Regions from separate parts of the Homo sapiens genome. Here region 1 is linked to region 2. Evidence: read pairs that join two places in POLR2A ChIA-PET (ENCODE). Cell type or tissue: MCF 10A. All regions are shown on one strand.

Region 1 (5,000 bases), 68 kb after region 2:
ACAACAAGATGAAAATAATACGGCAAATACTGTTCTTGACTTTTACTGTATCGAGTGAGAACTGTAAGGCTTAGAACAGCATGTGGTGGACTGTAATGATTCTATTTGTTTGCTTCTTATCCCTTTGCTTCACCCAGAAAAGGATTATAGCAGTCTTTGTGACAAGCAACCGATAGGAAGACGTCTCTTCAGGCAGTTCTGTGATACCAAACCCACTCTAAAGAGGCACATTGAATTCTTGGATGCAGTGGTGAGCAGTTTATCTCCATATTGAGCAACCACCCAATCTTATGCTTTTGAAAATGTAAAAACTTGGCCAGGCGCAGTAGCTCATGCTGTAATCCCAGCATTTTGGAAGGCTGAGGCGGGCGGATCATGAGGTCAGGAGATCGAGACCATCCTGACCAACACAGTGAAACCCGTCTCTACTAAAATACAAAAAGTTAGCCGGGCGTGGTGGCGCGTGCCTGTAGTCCCAGCTACTTGGGAGGCTGAGGCAGGGGAATCACTTGAACCAGGAGGCGGAGGTTGCAGTGAGCCGAGATCGCACCACTGCCTTCCAGCCTGGGCGACAGAGCAAGACTCCGTCTCAAAAAAAAAGAAAATGTAAAAACTAGACCTGGGCAATGATGTAGGAGTGGAGGGACTGGTTGTCTTGGTGTCATATTATCTTATTAGGACAGAAATCCCTTTAGTCTGAAGTGGTATTTTGTGTAGAATTACGTCTCAAGTGTTGGAGAATCACATGTAGTCATTGAATGACTTTGAAACTTGAGGCTTGAATTGTATGAAGATGACAAACTAATTAAGATGATAATGCTTTTTTTATTTTTTATTTTTTTGAAATGGAGTCTCTCTCTGTCTCCCAGGCTGGACTGCAGTGGCATGATCTTGGCTTACTGCAACCTCCGCCTCCTGGGTTCAAGCAATTCTTCTGCCTCAGCCTTGTGATCCACCTGCCTTGGCCCCCCAAAGTGCTGGGATTACAGGCATAAGCCACTGTGCCCGGCTCTAAGATGATAGTGCTTGTTCGGCTACCAGAAAAGTGTCCTTTCTGCACTCAACTGGCCAATGCTCTTAACTTAAAAACGCTTTAACCCAGAAGCATATGGAAGGGATAAAGTTTGTGTAAGAAGAATGATCACTTTGGATGGAATTTACTATGCTCAAGAAAGTTTCCAACATTCTCATGTATCCTGTTTGAGATTTACTGTGATTTCCTTATAGGTAAAGAAACTTTATGTTTCTCAGTCTTTGTGGGTACCATTGGGAAGCCTAGACTTTCAAAGCTATGAAATTCAGAAGCAAGTGACCAATAGAAAATTGGTGGAATTTAGCAGAAAATCTCTCTCACTTTTGTACCAGGGTTATGATCCTTCCTCTCTCTGCTTTGGCCTGTCTTAATTGTATCGGCAAATATGTATTGAGTGCTTATTATATGTGGACATATATGTCTTATATCATTGAGTTTGGATTTGATTTTCCTCTAACACAGCTTTTTAAAACTTTAAAATGTATATATATTTATTTATGATATATTCTTTTCAGAAAAACATTTGCGGCTGTTTTGTTGTTTGCTTCCTTCCCTCAGATCTCTCCCAGTCCTTTCCTTTCTGGCACTGTTGCTAGAATAAGGTGATTCTTCTTCTTCTTCTTCTTTTTTTTTTTTTTTTTTTTTTTTTTTGAGACAGAGTTTTGCTCTTGTCCTCCAGGCTGGAGTGCTATGGCGTGATCCCAGCTCACTGCAACCTCCGCCTCCCAGGTTCAAGTGATTCTCCTGCCTCAGCCTCCTGAGTAGCTGGGACTACAGGCATGTGCCACCACACCCAACTAATTTTTGTATTTTTAGTAGAGACGGGGTTTCCCCATGTTGGCTAGGCTGGTCTCAGACTCCTGACCTCAGGTGATCTGCCCGTCTCGGCCTCCCAAAGTGCTAGGATTACAGGCATCAGCCACTGCGCCTGGCCAGTTCTTCTTTTTGAAGACAGAGTTCCAGTATGCTGGGGCATGCTTACTCAGTTTGGGGGATGGAACCCTGGGTGTAAGTTCTCATGTAGTGGGTAATGTTTGCCAAGCTGCTGTATTTTAAGAATTTAGGGACCTACTGTTCTTCCTTACGTTAAAATAGCTAAACTGCATTGTTGAAACTCTGTTTTAGGTTTCAGTCTTCTGATATTGTCATGATACCTGTCGTTATGAGGTGACAGCTATGTGACTGCAGTTACAGGTTATGTTTTTGTTTTTTTGATGGCAGTTGTGTAGGTTCAGAAATAATGTCTGATTGTGCCATTTTGTCACACTTACTGCTTTGACTATCCTCGTGATAGGTGATGACAGGCTCTGTGAGCTTCTCAAGTGAAGGGACTGTGTCTTATTCATTTCCCCCTCATGGCACATGGCATGGTTGTTTGCCCTATTTCTTGCTCATTAAATGAATTAGTGGCATCTGTATCAGTCAGGATTCAACCAGAGAACTAGAACCCATAGGAGGAGATATTAAGAGATTTATTGCAAGGAATTGGCTTACATAATTGTGGGGTCTGGTTAGGAAAGTCTGAAATCTGTAGGGCGGACCGTCAGAAGGGGCATGGTAGGACTCTCCAGTAATGGGCTGAAGCTGCCGTCCTCAGGCAGAATTTCTTCCTCCAGGAAGACTCATCTCTGTTCTTAACACCTTCCAACTGATTAGGTCAGAGCCACCTAGATTATCTAGCATAATCTCCTTCACTTGAAGTCAACTGATTATAAACTTTAATCGTATGTACAAGTACCTTCCCAGCAGCACCTGGATTTATGTTTGAGTGACTAACTGGGGCTCATAGCCTGCCCAGTTGGCATATCGAAGGACCATTGCAGGATCAGACTTGCTTTCTCTTCCATTAATTGCATGCCACACAGTATCCAGAACTCCCAGCACTGAAGTTTGTTTGTTTGTTTTTGAGGCTGAGTCTTGCTCTGTTGCCCAGGCTGGAGTGTAGTAGCATGATCTCGGCTCACTGCAACCTCCGCCTCCTGGGTCCAGGCAATTCTTCCTGCCTCAGCCTCTTGAGTAGCTAGGATTACAGGTATGCGCCACCACACCCAGCTAATTTTTGTAATTTTAGTACAGACGGGTTTTCACTATGTTGGCCAGGCTGGTCTCCAACTCCCAGCCTCAGATGATCTGCCTGCCTCGGCCTCCCAAAGTGCTGTGGTTACAGGCATGAGCCACTGCTCCCGGCCCTGAGATATCTTTAATGGATACAATGTAATATGGCATACAGAGTATTATGGGAAGTATTGCTCTAAAACTTCATTAACCTCCTTTAAAAAACTGACTTCTTCCGCCTCATACACCTTACTTTCCCAAAGAAGAGCTGTAGACTCTTGATCAGTAGAGTTGGTCTGTGACTCTGAGGATATCAAACCAAATAATTTGAAACATAATGAAACATTGTTGGTGAAGAAGCTTAACTTTTTTTTTTTTTTTTAAGAGATGGGATCTCGCTATGTTGCTCAGGCTGGCCTCGAACTCTTGAGCTCAAGTGATCCTCCCAACCTCAGCGTCCCAAGTGGCTGGAACTACAGGTATGCACCACCACACCCAGCTTAACTGTTCTTTCTTTTCTTCCATCTCTCCAATCAGGCAGAATATGAAGTTGCCGATGATGAGGACCGAAGTGATTGTGGACTGTCAATCTTAGATAGATTCTTCAATGATAAGGTGTGTTTTCTTCTTTAGAATAAAAATTTGTAGATAAATAATTAGAGTGCATAGCCATTTTTACTTTGTTAGATAAGACGTAACATATGTTAAAAGCTTTAATTTGGCTGGGTGTGATGCCTGACGCCTGTAATCCCAGCACTTCGGGAGGCTGAGGAAGGAGGATCTCTTTAGCCCAGGAGTTCGAGATCAGCATGGCCAACATAGTGAGACCATCTCTACAAAAAAATAAACAAAAAAACTAGCTGGACATGGTGGTGTGCATCTGTAGTCCCAGCTACTTGGGAGGTGAGGTGGGAGGATCGCTTGAGCCCAGGAGATTGAGGTGGCTGTGAGCCAAGGTCATGCCACTGCATTCTAGCCTGGGTGACAGAGCAAGACCCTGTCTTAAAAAAATAAAAAGTAAGGCCAGGCACAGTGTTTCATGCCTGTAATCTCAGCACTTTGGGAGGCCGAGGCAGGCAGATCGCTTGAGCTCAGGAGTTCAAAACCAACCTGGGCAATATGGCAAAACCGCATTGCTACAAAAAAGAAAAAAAAAATTAGCTAAGCATGGTGGCGTGCACCTGTGTTCTCAGCTACTTGGGAGGCTCAGGTGGGAGGACTGCTTGAGCCCAGGAGGTCAAGGCTGCAGTGAGCTGGGATCATACTGCTATGCTCTAGCCTGGACAAGAGAGTAAGACCCTGTCTCAAAACTACCTCCCAACATCAATTAATTAATCTTTAAAAAGCTTGAATTTATTATAAATGTTCCTCTTTTGCATTTTGTTTGATGTCATGAGGAAACTAACAATTAGATCTCTTAGAAAATTGATTCAGTGTATTTAAAGTTTCAGAATATAGAGTTGGAGAATTTTATTTGTCTCTCTTGGACTAAAAATAACATTTTTTCCTAAAAGCTTTAATGGGTCTTAGCTTTTATGCTTTTGACTTACTTGGTTCTTGTAGTTCAGTATGTCACTGAAATTAGAGCTGTAACCTGCTTCCTTTCATGTGACTTCTGTTAGAAGTCCTCAATTCTGGGCAGGGCCCTATATTGTAAGGATGGAAGGAGAAAAGGAACAACAGGGATAGCAAACATGTAATTAACACTGCTCTAGGCCAGGTGTGGTGGCTCACGCCTGTAACCCCAGCACTTTGGGAGGCTGAGGCGGGTAGATCACTTGAGGTCAAGAATTCGACACAGGCCTGGCCAATATGGTGAAACCCTGTCTCTACTAAAAATACAAAAATTAGCCAGGCGTGGTGGTGCATGCCTGTAATCCCAGCTAATAGGGAGGCTGAAGCATGAGAATCA
Region 2 (5,000 bases):
ATTGGGGCATTTTGCCCATTTACATTTAAGGTTAATATTGCTATGTGTGAATTTGATCCTGTCATTATGATGCTGGCTGGTTATTTTGCCTGTTAACTGATGCAGTTTCTTCATAGTGTCGATGGTCTTTACAATTTGGTATGTTTTTGCAGTGGGTGGAACTGGTTTTTGCTCTCCATATTTAGTGCTTGCTTCAGGTGCTATTGTAAGGCAGGCCTGGTGGTGAGAAAATCTCTCAGCATTTGCTTGTCTGTAAAGGAGTTTATTTCTCCTTCACTTACGAAGCTTAGTTTGGCTGGATATGAAATTCTGGGCTGAAAATTCTTTTTTTTTTGAGACGGAGTCTTGCTCTGTCACCCAGGCTGGAGTGCAGTGGCGTGATCTCGGCTCACTGCAAGCTCCGCCTCCAGGGTTCACACCATTCTCCTGCCTCAGCCTCCCCAGCAGCTGGGACTACAGGTGCACGCCAGCATGCCCAGCTAATTTTTTTGTATTTTTAGTAGAGATGGGGTTTCACCATGTTAGCCAGGATGGTCTCGATCTCTTGTCCTCATGATCTGCCCGCCTCAGCCTCCCAAAGTGCTGGGATTACAGGCGTGAGCCACTGCACCCGGCCGAAAATTCTTTTCTTTAAGAATGTTGAATATTGGCCCCCACTCTCTTCTGGCTTGTAGGGTTTCTGCAGAGAGATCTGCTGTTAGTCTGATGGGCTTCCCTTTGTGGGTAACCCAACCTTTCTCTCTGGCTGCCCTTAACATTTTTTCCTTCATTTCAACCTTGGTGAATCTGATGATTATGTGTCTTGGGGTTGCTCTTCTTGAGGAGTATCTCTGTGGTGTTTCTGTATTTCGTGAATTTGAATGTTGGCCTGTCTTGCTAGGTTGGGGAAGTTCTCCTGGATAATATCCTGAAGAGTGTTTTCCACCTTGGTTTCATTCTGCCTGTCACTTTCAGGCACACCAATCAAATGTAGCTTTGGTCTTTTCACATAGTCCCATATTTCTTGGAGGCTTTGTTCATTCCTTTTCATTCTTTTTTCTTTTAATCTTTACACTTTATTTCATTAAGTTGATCTTCAATCTCTGATATATCCTTTCTTCTGCTTGATTGATTTGGCTATTGATGCTTGTGTATGCCTCACGAAGTTCTCATGCTGTGTTTTTCAGCTCCATCAGATCATTTATGTTCTTCTCTACACTGGTTATTCTAGTTGGCAATTCCTCTAATCTTTTTTCAAGGTTCTTAGCCTCCTTGCATTGGGTTAGAACATGCTCCTTTAGCTCAGAGGAGTTTGTTATTACCCACCTTCTGAAGTCTACTTCTGTCAGTTCATCAAACTCATTCTCTGTCCAGTTTTGTTCCCTTGCTGGTGAGGAGTTGTGATCCTTTGGAGGAGAAGAGGCATTCTGGTTTTTGGAAATTTCAGCCTTTTTGCACTGGTTTTTCCTCGTCTTTGTGGATTTATCTACGTTTGGTCCTTGATGTTGGTGACCTTCAGATGGCGTTTTCATGTGGATGTCCTTTTTGTTGATGTTGATGCTATCCCTTTCTGTTTGTTAGTTTTCCTTCTAACAGACAGGCTCCTCTGCTGCAGGTCTGTTGGAGTTTGCTGGAGGTCGACTCCAGGCCCTGTTTGCCTGGGTATCACCAGCAGAGGCTGCAGAACAGCAAAGATCGCTGCCTGTTCCTTCCTCTGGAAGTTTCGTCCCAGAGGGGCACCTGCCAGATGCCAGCTGGAGCTCTCCTATATGAGGTGTCTGTTGACCCCTGCCGGGAGGTGTCTCCCAGTCAGGAGGCACAGGGGTCAGGGACCCACTTGAGTTGGCTGTCTGTCCCTCAGCAGAGCTTGAGTGCTGTGCTGGGAGATCCACCGCTCTCTTCAGAGCCAGCAGGTAGTAACTTCAGTCTGCTGAAGTTGTGCCCACAGCCAACCCTTCCCCCAGGTGCTCTGTCCCAGGGAGATGGGACTTTTATCTATAAGCCCCTGACTGGGGCTGCTGCCTTTCTTTCAGAGATGCCCCGCCCAGGGAGGAGGAATCTAGAGAGGCAGTCTGGCTACAGTGGCTTTGCATAGCTGCGGTGGGCTCTGCCCAGTGTGAACTTCCTGGCAGCTTTGTTTACACTGTGAGGGGAAAATGGCCTACTCAAGCCTCAGTAATGGTGGATGCCCCTCCCCCCACCAAGCTCCAGCATCCCAGGTCGACTTCAGACTGCTGTGCTGGCAGCAAGAATTTCAAGCCAGTGGATCTTAGCTTGCTGGGCTCCATGGGGGTGGGATCTGCTGAGCAAGACCACTTGGCTCCCTGGCTTCAGCCCCCTTTCCAGGGGTGTGAAGGGTTCTGTCTTGCTGGCATTCCAGGCGCCACTGGGGTATCAGAAAAAACTCCTGCAGCTAGCTCAGTGTCTGCCGAAACGGCTGCCCAGTTTTGTGCTTGAAACCCAGGGTCCTGGTGTCATGGGCAGCCAAGGGAATTTCCTGGTCTGTGGATTGCGAAGACCGTGGGAAAAGCGTAGTATTTGAGCTGGAATGCACTGTTTCTCAAGCCACAGTCCCTCATGGCTTCCCTTGGCTAGATGAGGGAGTTCCCCGACTCCTTGCACTTCCTGGGTGAGGCAACACCCCACCCTGCTTTGGCTCGCCCTCCGTGGGCTGCACCCACTGTCTAACCAGTCCCAGGGAGATGAGCCAGGTACCTCAGTTGGAAATGCAGAAATCATCCACCTTCTGCGTTGATCTCACTGGGAGCTGCAGATCGGAGCTGTTCCTATTCGGCCATGTTGCCTGTCACCCTGACATTTGTCTCTTTACGAACACAGTATTTCTGTCTGTTGAAGCTTCACCGGGGAGAGACCTCCTTTACTCAGTTTGATTCATTAACACTCAGCATTGCTGAGCAGTCATTGTGCCGGGCACATGCCCAGTGCTATTGTGCGTACATCTCATCTCATTCTCAAAGTAACCCTGAGAGATAGGTCATTTTCCCCCGGCTGGAGCAGAGGAATAGGGAGCTCAGACAGGGCGGCTCGCGAGAACGAGGTTGTGCGTGGCCGAGCCCTGATTTGGACAGAAGCGCACTGCCTTCCTCACTGAGTCTTTGGTCACAGCAGTCAGCCCCGGCCTCTGTGCAGGGGGACGCTCTGAACGTCCTTACTGTGCTTGTGTGTAGGGCTTGGGGTTTCTGACAGAAATTCTCTTTCTCCATAAACCTTGAGGGTTTCCTGTGCAGGTGTGGTCACAGGCCGGAGGGTGAAAATGCTGACTGCCCTGGCATGTGCCCAGGTCCCATCAGGAATGGCTGGTGCAGCCTGTACTTCTCTTGGTAGCCCGCTGACAAAGGCGGTCTTGTTTTTGTCAAAGATGGGGCAGTCTTAAAATGAATACAAATAAGCGGCTCAAGTTTGAGACCCTCACGGAGCAGGTGGTTTCAAATGTCAGGCTTTGAAAAGGAAATGTTGAGAACTAATGAGAGAAGCAGGTCTCCAAAGCCTATTCCTTGAGGGCTTTTGGGCATCAGCTGCTTTTCCCCCAAGCTCCCTGCTGCCAGCTCTCTTGTCCACTAGGCTCTGAGCAGCCTTGGTGCTGGCACCAAGAAGAACCAGGGGCACAGGGACCCCTGCCAGGAGGCTCCCGCCAGCATCCTCAGGGCCGTAAGCTCCAACTCAGGTTTTTACTGAAACCTCAGTGTGCTTCTCAGTCCTCCGGGGTCAGCCTTGCTGGAGCCACCTTGTTGTGTGGGACTGACTGTTGCTCTCCTGGGCCGTCGTCATCCTGGGAGCTAGGCACTCCTCCTAAGAGGACCTCTTCACCGGTTTTTGTCTCGTTCTAGACCAGCCACTGCATTACGTAGTTGTGACTGAAATTTGAGTTGCTGAATTGTTTTTCAGTGTCACACCGCTATTTACTATTCAGGCCGCCACACACACCAGGCCCTGCTGCTGGTTGTCTCCCTCCAGTGAAGCTTTGTCTGAGCCATTGCTGTAATTACCTGCCTTAGAGCGAGAACTGGAGGTAGTCAGCTTGAGCTGTGGGTCATGTGGCCTCCTCCTAGTTTCTGTGCACATGTACACAGACATGTGTCTGCCCTTTGGAGTCTCCTGGGATCTGAGTAACCTGGATTGTTTTTAAAAACAAGTCAAACAAGATATGTGGAGTTTCCCCCCGATGTGTGAGGCTCCTTCAGCAGGGCTGTGATGGCAGCTGAGTGGATGGGGACAGGCTCTGGCCGTGCTCTGTGATCACAGAGCTGTCAGCAGGAGAACCCACAGGAGGTCTGATCTGGCCCTTGGCATGGGCTGAGGGGAGAATGTGCCACAGGTAAAATGCAGGCTGGCTGCCAGAGGTCAGCACCTTTTCCCGGTTGAGGCTGTATGCTCACTCAGCTAGGTGGTATGGCGGCCTTTTTATGGACACCTGGCTTCTGGAAGGTAGCTGCCAACGTGGTACTTGGGGAGGCGAGCCAGCTGTTAGGGTGGGAGCAGAGGCCCTGGGAGCTCAGAAGGATGATGATAGCTGCTGGTTCAAAATACGGACCTGCTGATCCTAAGCTATTAATCTTAAACTTCTGAAATAAAGACAGAGATGGAAGGAGTTAGAATAGTGCTGGTCCATATTTTCCCCGAAATGAGAAGTAGACTTGGAATCCTTTTCTATATCCAGGATCCTAGTTCCTGCATTTTTTCCTCTGGTTCTTATTAGCATTTTTCACTTTAAAAAGTAAAAATACGTATTACAGTTGCCAAGTTTAAATTATTGGGATAAAATGCCCTACCACAGAATTAAAACCAAAATAATGCTCATGTGATGTCCCTTAAGGTGGTGAGTGGGTTCAGGACCCTCAGCCACCTGCTCAGCAGGGAGAAGGCAGGGAGGGAGGGGTCCCTACTCGCACAGGACAGCGGGGGACAGGCCAGGGCATACCATTCGAGTCCATCACAGAAGTGGCTCTGGCAGACTCTCTTTGGAATAAGAATAGAAATAAGTTTTGTATCTGAAGTTGGTT

Evidence for each region. ChIA-PET counts read pairs that join two places held together with the same protein. Peaks named below come from ENCODE experiments on the same cell type or tissue, not always from the same donor. Only the 100,000 strongest peaks of a DNase experiment are listed, where the experiment ranks them.
Region 1: POLR2A ChIA-PET joins it to region 2 with 5 read pairs; 2 of 35 experiments call an interaction of 5 or more read pairs at or near these places.

Annotation. Positions count from the first base shown.
Region 1 is chr4:2,988,590-2,993,589 of GRCh38, forward strand. GRK4 (G protein-coupled receptor kinase 4) reads left to right here. Exons shown (of 16, transcript NM_182982.3): 3 at 138-250; 4 at 3,626-3,703. Among named protein-coding and RNA genes, the nearest start is that of GRK4, 28 kb to the left of the region's middle. In MCF 10A, no CTCF peak of the experiment used is centred here; no DNase peak of the experiment used is centred here.
Region 2 is chr4:2,920,812-2,925,811 of GRCh38, forward strand. All of the region lies in intron 14 of ADD1 (adducin 1), which reads left to right. Among named protein-coding and RNA genes, the nearest start is that of SLC75A1, 12 kb to the right of the region's middle. RefSeq lists enhancers at 1,233-2,130, 2,131-3,026, 3,027-3,922. In MCF 10A, no CTCF peak of the experiment used is centred here; a DNase peak (open chromatin) is centred at 2,540.